Linked DNA regions of Homo sapiens: region 2 is linked to region 1. A link is an interaction called in ENCODE POLR2A ChIA-PET data of the cell type or tissue named here. Cell type or tissue: PC-9. All regions are shown on one strand.

Region 1 (8,000 bases):
ACCACCTGCAGCCTCTCCCTTAGAGTATGGGCAGTCAGGCCCAACTGGCAGAGCTGGAGGGGGAAGAGGAGGGATGGGGACTGCATCCTTCTTCTTCCCCCTTCAGGGGTCATAGGGGTCAAAGATTACAGACAGCAAAGGGCAGAGGGAGGTAGAAGGGCACTGGGGCCACAGCCCCTGCCCTGCCTCTCCTCTTCCCCCAGAATACAGTGAGGCTAAGAAATATGGATGCACTTTACAAATGTTCCCAGAAGTGTGTATGGTGGTTAGGGGTGCAGGTTTCAGATGACCTGGGCTGGAATCCTAGTTCTACTATCTCCCCTGGATAAATCACTTAACTCCTGTAGGCCTGCGTTTCCTGATCTGTGAAATGGCAATAATGGTGGTACCTACCTTGGAGTGTGGGTGAGAGTTGAGTTCATTTATTAAAGTGCTTGGAATGGGCTGCCTGTGGGAATGTAAGCTGTGGTTAGCTGTGAACTGTGAAGTGCAATGCCCGCAGAAGGGGAAAGGGGGAAACTTCTATCTCTAAACATCCAGCTGTTCTAGAGTCACCTTTTCTTTCCAGGTCTAGTTTAGAGGCTTCAGAATCATAAGATCAGTATTCTCAGATGCTTGAAACTTTACAGTCTTAACATCTTTTCATAGGGGGCAGGGCAGTGGAAGTGTTGGAGAGGCCAGAGCAGGGCCAGGAGCCAGGGAAGACCTGCAAACCCCAGGGAGGGGCGAAGGATGTGGCTGGAGAAGAGACAGGTTCCCTTTACCCTCTGGGTGGCAAAAAGGCCCTCCAATCCATGCATGCCTCTGCGGGGGCTGTGCACCCAGTGAGGTGAGGGGTCATGCCTCAGCTGTTCCCTGTCTTCCTCTGGGGTGCGGCGACCACAACCAGGGCTTAGATGTTGTCTGGGCCAGTGTGGCTGGAGATGTAACTGGTGACAAGCGTCGGGGAGCCCAGAGGCTAGGGCTGGTCTGGGGCAGGCGCCAGGGCTATTTCTGGGTGGAAGGAGAAGGGGGACCCAGCTGGGCTAATGACTGGGTGACCTGGAACTTCCGCCTTCTCTCTGTTATGTTCCCATCTATATAAACTTGTCAGCATGGACCCTAGGTAGCAACGTTCTCCAGGCACAGTGGGGGAAGAGCGCAAGGCGTCTGACTCACCTCCCAGAAGACTTGGGTTCAAATCCCAGCCTTCAAATTCCACATCCAGGCTGTGATGTGGAGCAGCTTCGGCCTCCTTTTGGAGCCTCAGGGCTTCACCTGCGAACCCACAGGTCCTGCCCTGTTGGGGTCCCGAGGAGAAAACGCTGGTGGGGTGCATGGCCCAGGGCCCAGGATGGAATAAGGGTGGTTCCAATGATCCCTGCTGCCCTTGCCCTCAGGAAGCTCTAAAGAGCACGCTGCCTCCCTCGGGCAGTTCTGATTTGTGAGATTGGGTGGCTCCTCCTCCGAGCCCTGGTGCTTAGAGTCCAGTGTGGAGCTAGGCACCCAGTAGGTGCTCAATAAATGTTGAGAAGGGAGTGCTATGCCCTTTTCAAGGCTGGGCCCTCGAATGAGGAGCAGAGGGGATGCATGGCATCAAAGGCATTGGATATCTCCTCTGCTCCTGCCCCCGGGGGGTGGCTGTGATATGAGGAGCTCAGGGAAACCCCCTCGACCCCCATACCTCCCACCTCTGTCCTTCCTCAGTGTTTAAATCTCACCATTAGGATTTCTATCACTTCTTGAGCACCACTGTGTACCAGGCATGGTACTAAGCACTTTCTATACATCGGGTCCTCACAAAGCTGCGGGAAACACCGCTGTTATCCACCTTCTACACAGGAAGGTGCAGAAGCTCAGAGAGGTGAAGTGACTTGCCCAAGGTCATACAGCCAGAAAGTGCCTGCGCCCAGCTTTGAACCTTTTGGGGTTGTTGGACCCTGTAGCACTAACCAGTGCTCCACTGTGCCTGCAATCCCATGAATGAATGAATGCATGCATGTATGCATGAATGAATGAATGGGGGATGGGGCCCAAGGCTAATGTATCCAACATCTGAGTAGCCCCACAGCTCAGTCGGCAGCAGCCCGGAGGATTTGACCACAAACGCCTCCGCTGGTCTGAGCCCTTCTTGTCTGCTCACAAACGGCGCATGCGCGCACCCAGCGCGGGAGGAGAACCCAAGCTGGTGGGGCGCATAGCATCCTAGCCCCGCGAAGGATGACCCAGCGGGCTGCTGTTTATCCCCATCTTACAGCGCGGGAAGCCCACGGCGGCTGAAGTGGCCTGACCGGGGGCTCGTGGCTAGTGCATGACCACGCCAGGCCTGCTGGACTCAGACTCTTACTCCTGCTCCAGGCGCTGCATGCGGGAGGTGCTGAGTGTCCACGGAATCTGGAGTCAGGCCCGCAGCCCTGGGGCTCTCCAGAATCCGACATGGAGGTGGGGGGTGGGCGGGGTCCTTGGGCAGGTCCTGGGCCTCGGTTGGGAGCCCCAGGGTGGAGGTCCGGCCCTGCCCCCTCCCTGGCTGTGCCGCCTGGGGCAGGTTGCTTGCCCTTTCTGGACCACAGCTGGACAGAGGAAGGGAAGAATGAGGCTTGTGCTGGAGCTGGTGAGTCCCAAACCCTGTGTTCCAGGGCAGTATTATGGTTAGCGCTGGAGGAAAAGGAGATACAGGATGGCATTTTTCCCTAAATAAAAAGAACTGGGCCAGGCATGGTGGCTCACGCCTGTAATCCCAGCACTTTGAGAGGCTGAGGCAGGCAGATCGCTTGAGCCCAGGAGTTTGAGCCCACCCTGGGCAACATGACAAGACCCCGTCTCTACAAAAAATACAAAAATTAGCCGGGCATGGTAGCGCATGCCTGTAGTCCCAGCTAGTCAGGAGGCTGAGGTGGGAGAATCACTTGAGCCTGGGAAGTTGAGGCTGCAGTGAGCTGTGGTTGTGCCACTGCACTTCAGCCTGGCGACAGAGTTTGACCCTATCTTAAAAAAAAAAAAAAAATTCACTCAATTCTTGCACAAGGTCTCAGGAGAAACTGGACTCTTTCCTCACTTTAATCCATCCCAGAGAGATCAACTCCTCTGCCCATCCCCTATTTTAAGAGACTCCTGGGAGAAACCTAGTTCCTTTGGTCCTTTCTCCATGATCTCACAACCCCTCACTCTCTGGAAGTTCTTTCTGCTATATAACCTAAGTCACGCAGGGTGGCCAAAGGCCGGTTTCCCCACATTCTGGCCTGCAGCAGAGCTCTGGCTGGAGGACTGGGCCAGCTATTGAGGAGCCAGTTAGAAACACTCTTGAATTCTTCCCATGACCTCTCATAAGATAAGAACATCTCGTCCTTGTCCAGATCTGATTCTTTGTGCTGTCTGGTTTGGAGCAGACTGTGATGGAGATAAATGTCTTTCTTGGAGAGTCACATGGCTGCATCCACCTAGTGTTGTAAATGTGCTGCCCTTTGACCCAGAAATTCTTTTCTGGAACTTGCCTGCAGAAATACTTGTGTTTGGATGCTAAGATGGGCACACAAGGTTGTTCATGCTAGTGTTGTTTAGAATAAGTGAAAAGAGAGGGCTAGGCTGGGTGCAGTGGCTCTCTCCTGTTATCCCAGCACTCTGGGAGGCCAAGATGAGAGGATCACTTGAGGTCAGGAGCTCGAGACCAGCCTGGCCAACATGGTGAAACCCCATTTCTACTAAAAATACAAGAAATAGCCAGGTGTGGTGGCAGGACCCTGTAATCCCGGCTACTTGGGAGGCTGAGGGAGAAGAATCTCTTGAACCTGGGAGGTGGAGGCTGCAGTGAACTGAGATCACACCACTGCACTCCAACCTGGGCAACAGAGCGAGACTCCATCTTAGAAAAAAAAAAGAATAAGTGAAAAAAAAGGAAATAATCTATGTGTGCAATAGTGTAGTGGGGTTGAAGAAACAGTCATCTTGTCCAGTGAGAGGCTCAGGGCTTTGACTCTTTTTGTTTGTTTGTTTGAGATAGGGCCTTGCTCTGTCACCCCAGGTTGGAGTGCAGTGGTGCAGTCATAGCTTACTGCAGCCTCAATCTCCTAGGCCCAAGTGATCCTCTCATCTCAGCCTCCCTCAGAGTAGCTGGGACCACAAATGCATGCCATCATGCTTGGCTAATATTTTTTTCTTTTTATAGAGATGGAGTCTTGCTATGTTACCCAGACTGGTCTCAAACTCCTTAGCTCAAGTGATCCTCCTGCCTTGGCCTCCCAAAGTGCTGGGATTACAGGTGTGAGCCACTGCACCCAGCCAGGGGCCTGTCTCTTATGGAGCTCTGGCTTCTCCGGCTTCTCTCCAGTGAATTACCTGTTTCTATCTGTAGTCTATACTTGCATTGGTTGTGTATCCAGTGATTTTCAACTTTTTTGAGGCACAGAACCCTTTGTTCACATAAAGGAATCCTAACATGTAAGTCAAATGAAAGTAGAGCTACACCCTTGAAAGGGATGGGATAGGCTCACTTCCCTTTGCCCCCATAGGGGCCTCAGGCTCAGTGAAGCATAGTTTGCAAACAGTTGTTCTAGTCCCTCCACTCAAGCTATGGATGGGAAACTGAGACTCAAGTTGTCCAGAAAGGTCATGGCCAAGGCCAGTCTCTAGTCCAGGTCACCTGACTCTGTCCAGTGCTCATTCAAGAATGAACTCTAGGTAGATGATCGAAGCATCCACAGAAAAGAAGATTTATCACTTCCTTTCTATGTTCTTCGCTTCATTTATTTTTTTATGTGCCTTATTGTAATCACTAAAACATCTAATTCAATAGAGTGCTGGTTGTGGTGGTGGAGGTGGAGGTAGTGATGATGAAGGGGAGGGAGACAGTGGTAGTGGAGGTGGAGATAGTAATGGTGGCGGTTGTGGAGGTGGTGATGGTGGAGGTGATGATGAAGGTGGTGGTGATGGTAGAGGTCTTGGTAGTAGGGGTGGAGAAGAGGTGGAGGTGGAGATGGTGGTTGTGATAGTGGTGGTGGTGTAGGTGGTAATGGTGGAAGAGGTGGTCATGGTGATCATTGTGGTAATGGTGTTAATGGTGGTGGTGGTAGAGGTGATAGTGAAGGTGGAGGTGGTGGTGAGATGATGGTGAAGGAAGTGGTGGTGGTGGAGGCGATGGTGGATGTGGAGAAGGAGGTGGTTGTGATGGTGGCGGTGGAGGTGGTGACAGTGGAAATGGTTGTAATGTTGGTGGACACAATGATGATGGTGATGGTGGTGGATGTGGTGGTAGAGGTGGTGGTAATAATGGTGGTAGAGGTGGTAATGGTGGAGGTGGTGGTGATGGTAGAAGTTATGGTGGTGATGGTGAAGGTGAAACAGGTGGTGGCAGTGGAGATGGAGAAGGAGGTGGTGGTGGTGATGGAGGTGGTGGTGATGGTGGTGGTGGTTGTGATGGTGGTGGTGGTGATGGTGATGGTGATGGTGGTGGTGATGGTGGTGGTGATGATAATGGGGCTGGTGATAATGGGGCTGGTGATAATGGGAGTTGTGATGATGGGGGTGGTGATGATAGTGGTGATGATGGCAATGGCGATGTTCATGATGATGGTGATGATGACGATGATGATGATGATACTGATGATGATGATAATGATGATGGTGATGATTGTATTAGTGTTCAAGGTGCCATAACAAAATACTACAAACTGAGTAGCTTACACAACAGAGTCCAAAATCAAGGTTCTGGCATGTCTGATTTCTGGTGAAGGGTCCTCCTCTTTCAGGCATATAGATGGTCACTTTGTCCTCACATGTCACATGGCCTTTCATGTGAGTGCACACTGAGAGACTTCCTTTTTGTTTTGTTTTGCTATTTTGAGACAAGGTCTCTGTCACCCAGGCTGGAGTACAGTGGCATAATCATAGCTCACTACAGCCCTGACCTCCTGGACTCAAACAATACTCCCACTTCAGCCTCCTGAATAGCTAGGACTACCAGCTTGTACCACCACACACAGCTATTTTCATTTTTAGAGATGGGGTCTTGCTATGTTGCCCAGGCTAGTCCTTAACTCATGGCCTCAAGCGATCGTCCCACCTCAGCCTCCCAAAGTGTTGGGATTACAGGTGTGAGCCTTATAAGAAGAGCCACCAGTTCTTTCTTATAAGACCACCAGTTCTTTCAGATTATGATGCCACTTTTATAAACTCATGTAACCCTAATTACCTCTTGCAGATCCTCTCTTCAAATATAGTCACATTGGGGATTAAAGCTTCTACATAAGAATTTTGAGGGGATATACCTTAGTCCATAGCAGGGATTGGTAGCAATAACAACTACAGCAGAGCTGATGATTTTTTATGGTGATGATGATGATGGTGATGGTGATGATGATGGTAATGGTGGTGGTGGTGATGGTGAGGATGGTGATGATGATGGTAATGGTGGTGGTGGTGATGGTGAGGATGGTGATGATGATGGTAATGGTGGTGATGGTGATGGTGAGGATGGTGATGATGAAGGTAATGGTGGTGGTGGTGATGGTGATGGTGAGGATGGTGATGATAGCCAACATTTATTGAACACCTACTACATGCCTGGAACTGTGCTTTTTTCACTTTACATGGGATAATTTATTTAATCCTCGCAATAATCCATGACTTAGGAGCTAGTTGTCTCCTGTTTTTTCAGAAAGAAAAACCAAAGCTCAGAGAGCTTAAGTACTTGCGTAAGGTCACATGGAGAGATCACAGCAGAGCTGGGATCAGAACCTGAGCCCCCAAGACCTTGCCCAAAGTCGTTCCCTAATGTCCTGTGGTCTTGCCCACAAAGGGGCCAGTGACATAGGGCTGCCTATTGAGGAGGTTTGGGGCAGAAGGGAATCCAGCCCCATTTCCCCACTGGGGCTTCCTTTGACGGATAGGACTGAGGTCCTGGGGGCAGGATGGGAGGCCCCTGGAAGTCCCTTTGCACCAGCAGCTCCAGGATAATAAAGTTGTTCTCACCTGGGGAGCCTTTTGGAGTTATTCTGGGAGTTGGGTTTCTTTGAGGTGAGGCCATGGGCTGGAGTGTCTAATGTGACATTTCCAAAGATAGCTGGGCGGGGTGGTGGTATTAGAGAATGGGTGTGGGGAATAGCTGTGGCCCGTGGTTGGCCACTCGCTGTGGGATGAGCTTGCCTGTCAAGCCATGTGTGACAGAAATCACGTCAGGGTGTCTCCTGCATGGATGCAGACAGGCCACAGCTTTGCAGAATGTTGGAGGCTGGACTGTGAGGGTTGGTTCTATGCCAAAGACACCAGAGCTTGGAAGCCTTGAGGTGATCATATTTTAAAAATAGTTCATAGTAGCAGTAGCAACAATAGTAGTAATAGGACCAATAGTTAGTATTAGTCATGGTAATCTGCGGCCCACCTCATTTTATTGTGCTTCCATGATACTGTGTTTTTTATGCATTAAAGGTTTATGGCAACCTGTCTTGAGCAAGTCTATCAGCACTGTGTTTCCAGTAGTGTATACTCACTTTGTGTCTCTGTGTCATATTTTGGTAATTCTCATAATATTTCAAACCTTTTCATCATGCATCAGTAATCGTTTTGGGGCACCACGAACTGTGCCCATGTAAGACAGTGACCTTAATCAATAAATGTTGTGTATATTCTGACTGCTCCACCAATGAGCTGTTACCCTCTCTCCCTCTCCTGTAACCTCCCTATTCCTAGAGAAATACAAAAATATTGAAATTAGTCAGTTAATAACCCTACAATGGCTTCCTAAGTGTTCAAGGAAGAGTTGCACTTCTCTCACTTTAAATCAAAAGCTAGAAATCATTACACTTGGTGAAGAAGGCATGTTGAAAGCTGAGACAGGCTGAAAGGAAGGCCTCTTGCACCTAATTGTTAGCCAAGTTGTGAATGCAAAGGAAAAGGACTTGAAGGAAACTGAAAGCACTACTCCAGTGAACACACAAGCGATAAGAAAGCAAAACAGCTGGCCGGGCGCGGTGGCTCATGCCTGTAATCCCAGCACTTTGGGAGGCCAAGGTGGGTGGATCACGAGGTCA
Region 2 (8,000 bases), 140 kb before region 1:
GCTAATAGTCTGAAAGGTGCCTTTCCATACAAGGCAGAATGCAATAGAGCAATTCACATGGAAGGCAGACTGAGATTCTCTTGTTCATGGCTTGGTCATTAGTGCCTACTGGATATTCGCTGAATGAATGATTGTTTATTGAAGTTAACTGGAAAGATCCTGAGGTCAGTGGGTTTCTCTGATTATCATGAATGTCTTTATTGCCTATGTTAAAATAACATGAATGGGGTAACTCCCTTTTGCCCTTCTGGCATCCAAGTCCAGCTCTTACCAAAAAGTGCTCAAATGTAAAACTGAGTGTTTAAAACATTTCCCCAATGGCAGAACATTCTCGTCCAGGTTCTTTCCCCCGATGAACAGTAATGACTGGCGCACAGTCTCCTCAGTAGGGTAGATGGCCAGCGAACACGATTTAGTCACACCAAATGCATACAGGCCGACCCTGATAGTATTTGGTCAGTTAGTACTGGAACTACCCCTGTCACACTCATGAGAATGGTTGTAAATTGGATTTTAAGGGTGTGTACTTTCTTTTCATTCTTTTTTTTTTTTTTTAATGTTTTGTAGAGATGGGGTCTCACTATGTTGTATAGGCTGGTCTTGAACTCCTGGGCTCAAGCAAGTCTCCTACCTTAGCCTCCGAAAGTGCTAGGATTATAGGCGTGATGCACCATGCCCAGCCTCTTCATTCTTTTGTTCATGCTCTCCTCTCTTGGGGTGTCTGACTCAAATTAGTATTCTTTAGTTATATTTTGTGTTCTTATGTTCATTTTTTTTTTTTTTGAGACAGAGTCTCACTCTGTCGCCCAGGCTAGAGTGCTGGAGTGCAGTGGCACGATCTCAGCTCACTGCAAGCTCTGCCTCCCAGGTTCACGCCGTTCTCCCGCCTCAGCCTCCCAAGTAGCTGGGACTACAGGCGCCCGCCACTACACCCGGCTAATTTTTTGGTATTTTTTAGTAGAGATGGGATTTCACTGTGTTAGCCAGGATGATCTCGATCTCCTGACCTCATAATCCGCCCGCCTCGGCCTCCCAGATTATGTTTATTTTTAAAATACTTTAATTAAAAATATTTCATGCCGGGCGTGGTGGCTCACACCTGTAATCCCAGCACTTTGGGAAGCTGAGGCGGGCAGATCACGAGGTCAGGGGTTTGAGACCAGCCTGGCCAACACGGCCAACCTGTCTCTGCTAAAAATACAAAAATTAGCCGGGTGTGGTGGCACGCGCCTGTAGTCCCAGCTACTCAGGAGGCTGAAGCAGGGGAATTGCTTGAAACCTGGGAGGCAGAGGCTGCAGGGAGCCTAGACTGCGCCATCACACTCCAGCCTGGGCGACAGAGTTGCACTCCAGCCTGGGCGGCAGAGAAAGAATCCGTCTCAAAAAAATAAATAAATAAATAAATAAATTCACTTAGCACCTTTCTGAGAATTAGGAGAAACCAGTTGGCCATTTCGGGATACCTTTTCTTTGTGTGTTCGTTAAAGCTTGGATTGTGGCAAGGTAGTACAGAAGAGAAAGAAAAATGTCAACTTTTTTGTCTAGTTAGGGACAGTGAGCTATGGGTACCTTCTGTAGTTCTCGTTCTAAGAGAGTTTTGTATTTAGGGGAACTGAGGCCGTGAGGGTGCAGGCCTTTAGGGCCAGATAGAGCTGGGCTTCACTCTTGGCTCCGCTTCTTGCTAGCTGTGACTTTGCCAGCTCCCTCACCTCCCTGAGCTTCACTTTCCTCCTCTGTAGTGTGGAGATGCAAAAGGCTTACCTTGCAGGGTCATTGGCAAGATTAAGCAAGGAAAATTATATGAAGTGCCTAATACAGAGTAGGTACTGAATACATTCCTGTTCCCTCTCTTCTCTCTTAAATGTCTGTTAATGAATGGAACTGCAGAGAAGCAAATAGAGTAAGTTTAATACATTTTACATCTGACATTAAGCTATTAAGGGTATGGATTCCTACTCCCACCTGAGGATTTTAGACTTTGAATCAAAGTTGAGTCACTGAAGAGGGCAAAAAATGTCTAATTTTAGGATGGGAAGGCGGTCTTAAAAACACCTCCAGTGTTTTTGCATCTGTCTGAATTGGAAATGTCTATTCAGACAGTCTTCTCTATTCAGGTCTGTGTATTCAGTCTCTCTGTCTGTGTGTCTGTCTGTCCATTTTAAGGAAAGTTCCTGGCAAAAGATGGATTTTTTTAGGATTTGAAGGAGATTGCACTGCAGTGCTTGAGATAACTCTTCTGGTTACAGTGTGATAAAGTGTAACATCCTGTGTGGGAAAAGAGCCTCTATAGTTTTATGGTATGTTAAATTAGGCCTGTCATTTGGATCTTACATTAATAACAAAAATACAGTTCCTCCCGTTTGCTGCAGTAATGAGTAATTAATATAATGCAAAGGTCAGAGTGAGAGAGACTATAAATGGGAGTAGGAAGGCCTATACATTGTATGTGGAAGGCAGTTATATTTTTTCCCCTTTGGTCAGGCAATGATCTACATTTCTTCTTAAAAATTTATGAATAATGGATTATATTTGGCACCAGTATCTCACCATCTTTTAAAGGATATATTATTTTGGGAGATTTGGGAGATTATTGCTCAGGTACAGAGGTCCTCATTCTTGACTGCCTTGTGATGATCATCTGTGGACCTATATGAATCCAGCTGCCTGGGTGTGAGTTCCCTGGTGACTCTGAATCACAGCCAGAACAGGAAGCACTGTGGGCTGGTCTATTCCTCATTTTACAGATGAGGAGACTTTGGTGGCAGGAGCTTGACAGATTTACCCAAGATCAGGAACTTAACTGCCCCTTCCTTTGTGTGGTATGAATTAATTTTTATAGTTAGTTGTGTGAATTTATAGTATAGTGTGGATTTTTTATTTAACAATGTGAACCTGACATGGCTTTCCCTTTGTAGTCTTTGACCCAGTGCAGCAGTTCCATTTGCTTAGCCTTTCGTCATGCTCTTTTGCCAGATCTGCAAACCAAGCCTATTCACGGAGTTTTCTTCAGTTAATCACCACAGTTGGTAGCATGTACCTATGTTGTTGTTGTTGTTGCTTTTTCCCACATATTCAGGTTGTGCATGTATTAAACTGTGAAGTTTGGTCCAGGTTTTTAGGAGGATTTTTAGATGCATTTTTAGGAAACTTGAAAATACATGATATCTCTTGGATAAACCTTTGGTAAACTTGATTTCTATTTTTAATGTAAAGCTCCTTGACAGTATTTTATTGATCCTTTTAAATTTCCTCAGTCTTATAATCTGAGCACTAGTAAGCAGTGGTTTTAAAGATTTGTCTTGTATTTGGAAGACCGATTATTATTGCAAAGGTGCCCTTGCATTGCATCTTGCCAGAAAAATTGGCATTAGTAGGCCGTCTGTATTTGAAAACACCAAGTTTAGACAGGAACAACACAGGCCCAGTACTGAACTATTAATATATAGATTGTAACAGACATAATGAAAACCACTTAGGATTAGCAAAGGTTGATTATTGTTTCACAATGTGGTTGTTCTGTCTTTGGGAAACCAAGACAGACTGCAAGTCTGGTCACATGGTGGTTTGGTGTAAGAGACTTTCTTGCTCCATTGTGGAACTGGGTGTGGGTCCCCATGTCTCAACAACTGCTGAGGCCTTCATTCTGGATGAACAAAGCTGTAGATTTTTCATGAGAGACCATAGTAGACACACATGGGAAAGGAAGTGTTAGGAGAGTGAAGCCGTCAGGCTGTATTTTCTACTTTTGATATCATAGGGGTGCATGACAAAATTCACAAGCATCCCTTCCTTATGACAAATGTTTAATCACCATTATTTGCTTACTTCACAGGAAAGATACTTAAATTCCTTTTCGTAATGGTCAAGCATTCTTTCCTAGTTAAAGATTCTAATTCCTTTCATTCTTAGGAACTTAAAGAATTGACTGATTTATTAACATAAAAACTCAAATGTGGCTGGAGTGGGGACTGAGGAACACACGTGAAAGTGCGCTGTCATCTCTGTTAAGCAGAGGGATTTATTAGGAAACTAGTCACTTTGGAAGCTAGATGGTGAATTAATTTTGTGGTTAGTAGTATCTTTAGCTTAACAATGTCATCCTAGTTTTTCTTGGCAAGCAAGAGAGAGGCTGGAGCCAATGAGGGCTGGCCACAGTTCTTTGGGGGTGATATTTAATAAGATGCACGTTGTCTGTTTTAGAAATAGAGTAACTGTCCTTTAGGCTCTCTCTTCTGTGGGCCACTGTTGCTTTACAGTGCTACTGTAGGAAAAGATAAGTTGGAAGTCTTCTTTTTTCTCCCTAAGACTGCTAGTTTGATCTTTTTATGCATTATGACAGTGTCTTGAGTGCAGTGGACTGAATTACTTTTATCAAGTAGAACAAATAACATATCATACCTTCAAAGGATGGTTATGAACTGTGTGTTTCTCTGAAAGTGAATGAGCAAGAGCCCAGATGAAATTTCTGTTTTGGAGGCAGGCAGTGTGTACATTTGGTCCCCAACTCAAGACTGGGTTGTGTTCCAGAGTCTAACTCAGTTATTTGGAACTCAGATCTACTAGTAGTAATTTCTATCTATTGTGTTGATTCAGCATTGTAAGTGGTGGGTACGTTCCCAGCCTAGACTGAAGGAATCTGTTTAATTCACAGCAGTTTTTGAAATTGTTTATGGTGATAGTGGAATTCTGGATCTTGGGAGCTGGTAGTCATGTGAAAGAGAAGTAAGGACTCATGCCCCATGCCCCAGGAGCCTCCCTGTGCAGGCTGTGTGGCGTCCAGGGGTCTCATGCCACTGCAGCCCTCCAGGTCTGTGCTGGCCCTCCTTGTTCTTCATCCTCCTTCATCTCTCTCTTAATTTGAAGCTTCTACTTCCCTGGTTAAGCTCACTTTCTTTAAATCATGGTAGCAAAGCACATGGTTCAAATTCATTTCCCTGCTAGACTACCGCTGTTATTCAGGGTTGGGATGACTACAGGCTTTATTCATGTCATTTCACTCATGTTCTTTAACCCTTTTAGAGGTGTACAATGTTAATATTTTTAAAGAGGAGGTTCCTTACTGATAAACAGATTGTCTCTTTGAAATGTTTGCATTCAGTCATTACAGCAAGGTTTCAAGGGGAAAGTTGAGCAGAGGCATGTGAAGTCAGGCAGACCCCACGTAAGGAGGCTAGTCCTGATACCTGGAATCAGGAAGAAACCATGCCTGCTTTAGAAAGGTTCTTCCTGTCACTCCAAAACAGTGACTCTGCTAAATTTTTTTCAAAATACTTTCTGATCTTTTTTTTTTCTTTTCCATTTGGGAACTTCACAGCTTGAAAGGGTCTTAGGTTTTGGCGAAGTGGCTTGGTTTCTGTGACCTTTGGAAAGTTGATCAGGGCATGGTAGTGATTGTAAATTGGGGCATCTTATAATGGCCAGAGCTGGGCACTCGTCCTGTCTATTTTTCTATTCTTTTATAAACTTATCAAAAAGTCACTTTTTTCATCAAACAGTGGGAAATTATTGACCTCTCCATTCTGTTAGTGCCTCTGTGAAGGGTTTGAACTACTGGTTTCAAAGAACTCTTTTCATTCAAACATTTTATGATGCAAAATATATTAGGGACTTGATTTTTCTGGTATCATTTAAAAAATTCGTATTCACAAAGTCTTATGGCAAGCTTAATGTTTTGATTTACTTTTAAATTATGTAAAAGTTTAAAAAATACATTACAAGCCTCCTCCAGCCCTCAAGCACATGACTCTTTGATGGTGAATTCTGCAGTATAGACTGTGAGCTCTGTGGGAATTCAGGAGACAGGCGTTGGAGAGTCAGTGTTTGTGGGACACTGGGAGTGAGATCCTGCCTGAGGGTGTGCCTAATAGTACTGGGCTGACTCAGAACTGGTGTAATTAGGGAAGAGTAGTGTAAGATGGGTAGATGAGATGGCCCTGATTATGGAAAGTGATGATAATAGGTTATGCATTTATACAATATGTTAGAGTAAAATGTAAATATAGTTTGGTTATGGAGTTATAAAGGTAGGTGAAAGTGTAATTTGTGGGTGTCACTAGTGTTAGTGATTTCTATGCTAATACTAATTACATCTGGGATTAAATGACTAGAGATTGAGTACAGAATTATTTTACAGTTTGTGAAAGTGAACACCTTATAATACTGCTATATTCCATGTTCCTTAAAGGTAGAGGATATCTTACATTTTTTGGTGCCTCCATTTCCTAGCATATTGCCTGGTGCATAGTAGCTGTTCAATAAATGTTAATTGAGTAATTGAATTTCAACTTTGCATGATACACTTGTGATATTGTCAGTCTTTCCATTTTCCTAGAAGATGAAAGGAATAAAGATGTTTTCTATGGCCTAGGACTACTAATTGTAAATATTTGCCGGGTGCGGTGGCTCATGCCTGTAATCCCAGCACTTTAGGAGGCTGAGGCGGGTGGATCACGAGGTCAGGATGTCGAGACCATCCTGGCTAACATGGTGAAACCCCATCTCTACTAAAAATACAAAAAATTAGCCGGGCGTGGTGGCGGGCGCCTGTAGTCCCAGCTACTCAGGAGGCTGAGGGCAGGAAAATGGCATGAACTCGGAGACAGAGCTTGCAGTGAACTGAGATCGCACCACTGCACTCCAGCCTGGGCAACAAAGAGAGACTCCATCTCAAATAAAAAAAAAAAATTCTTATTATGTTATTATAAACTAACTTCGTAATTTTTATTGTAAATAAATATGTTAGCAAGATGTTTATATGTGTAAATTTACACACACAGATATACATACACATTCCTTTATTGAAACATGCTTTATTTGTAAAGCAAATTTTGGGGTTTTGATTATTTAAAGCATATGTTCTGATAAAAAGCAGGATAACACAACATTTTGGTACTCATCACAAATTAACTTAATTGATTTCTTGAATAAATTAAAACTATTGGCAGCATGGGTTTCTTATGGCTGTATTTTATAGCTCTGGTTAGCAAGTTTGTGTGTGCGTGTGTGTGTGTCTGTATGAGTGTTTGAGACAGGGTCTTGCTCTGTCACCCAGGCTGGAGTGCAGTGGTGTGATTGAGGCTCAATGCAGCGTCGCCCTCCCAGGCTCAAGTGATCCTCCCACCTCAGCCTCTCGAGTAGCTGGGATTACAGGCATACGCCACTATGCCTGGCTAATGTTTTAATATTTTTGTAGAGACGGGGTCTCACTGTGTTGCTCAGGCTGGTTTCCAACTCTTGGGCTCAAGTGATCCTCTCGCCTCAGCCTCCCAAAGTGCTGGGATTATAGGCGTGAGCCACTGTGCCTGGCCTGGTTAGCAAGTTTGACTTTAGAGTCAATGAAGTAACATCCCAATGGAAGCATGCTTTCATTTAACAATGAAGATAGATATGGCAAGAACCATAATTTCTGTCAAGGGGATTTAAAGTTAAGGTAGCCATTGAAAAAGCTGTTTTCCTTCACTATCTTTCTCTTTTTGAGTTTCTCATCCTTTAATGCGCTATTGTCATTAAATAGCCTTATGTTCTCCCTGAAGGAGGAGGTGAAGGTGGAGGTTTGTCTGCAGTGGACCTCTAGGTGTGCCCTGCCCAGCACCAGAGAAATCATAGGGCAGGCCTTAGGGCATTTGAGTGACTCCTGGAGCCCCAAGGATTTAATGTATTTGAGAATTCGTTTGACTTGAGAATTTGACAAGGACCGAGTAAGTTAAGATAGGGTGAATTGTGCACCACTACAACTGTTAAAATGATCTAATCGCTTAGGAGTTCATTTATACATACTAAAGTCTGAAAAACTGTAGACTTTGGTTTATATTGTATTCACGATAAGTGGTCACAAAAAATGAATTATTTTGTAATTGCATTTGTGTGTATACGTGTGTGTGTTATTTCTGGTAGTTTTTTGAGGGTACCATAAACCATAAATGTAGTTGTTTAAAAAAGTATTAGGGATAGGAAGCCCCTGGATCTTTTTGCTGGCCTTCTACTTAAAATTATTTGTCCTA

Evidence for each region. Peaks named below come from ENCODE experiments on the same cell type or tissue, not always from the same donor. Only the 100,000 strongest peaks of a DNase experiment are listed, where the experiment ranks them.
Region 2: POLR2A ChIA-PET joins it to region 1 with 13 read pairs; 4 of 35 experiments call an interaction of 5 or more read pairs at or near these places.

Annotation. Positions count from the first base shown.
Region 1 is chr12:108,576,031-108,584,030 of GRCh38, reverse strand. No RefSeq gene overlaps it. Among named protein-coding and RNA genes, the nearest start is that of ISCU, 17 kb to the right of the region's middle. RefSeq lists a silencer at 1,534-1,711. In PC-9, no CTCF peak of the experiment used is centred here; no DNase peak of the experiment used is centred here; H3K27me3 peaks cover 1,387 bases.
Region 2 is chr12:108,719,210-108,727,209 of GRCh38, reverse strand. All of the region lies in intron 1 of CORO1C (coronin 1C), which reads left to right. Among named protein-coding and RNA genes, the nearest start is that of CORO1C, 8.3 kb to the left of the region's middle. In PC-9, no CTCF peak of the experiment used is centred here; DNase peaks (open chromatin) are centred at 2,699, 3,839 and 5,839; H3K4me3 peaks cover 1,328 bases; H3K27ac peaks cover 5,294 bases.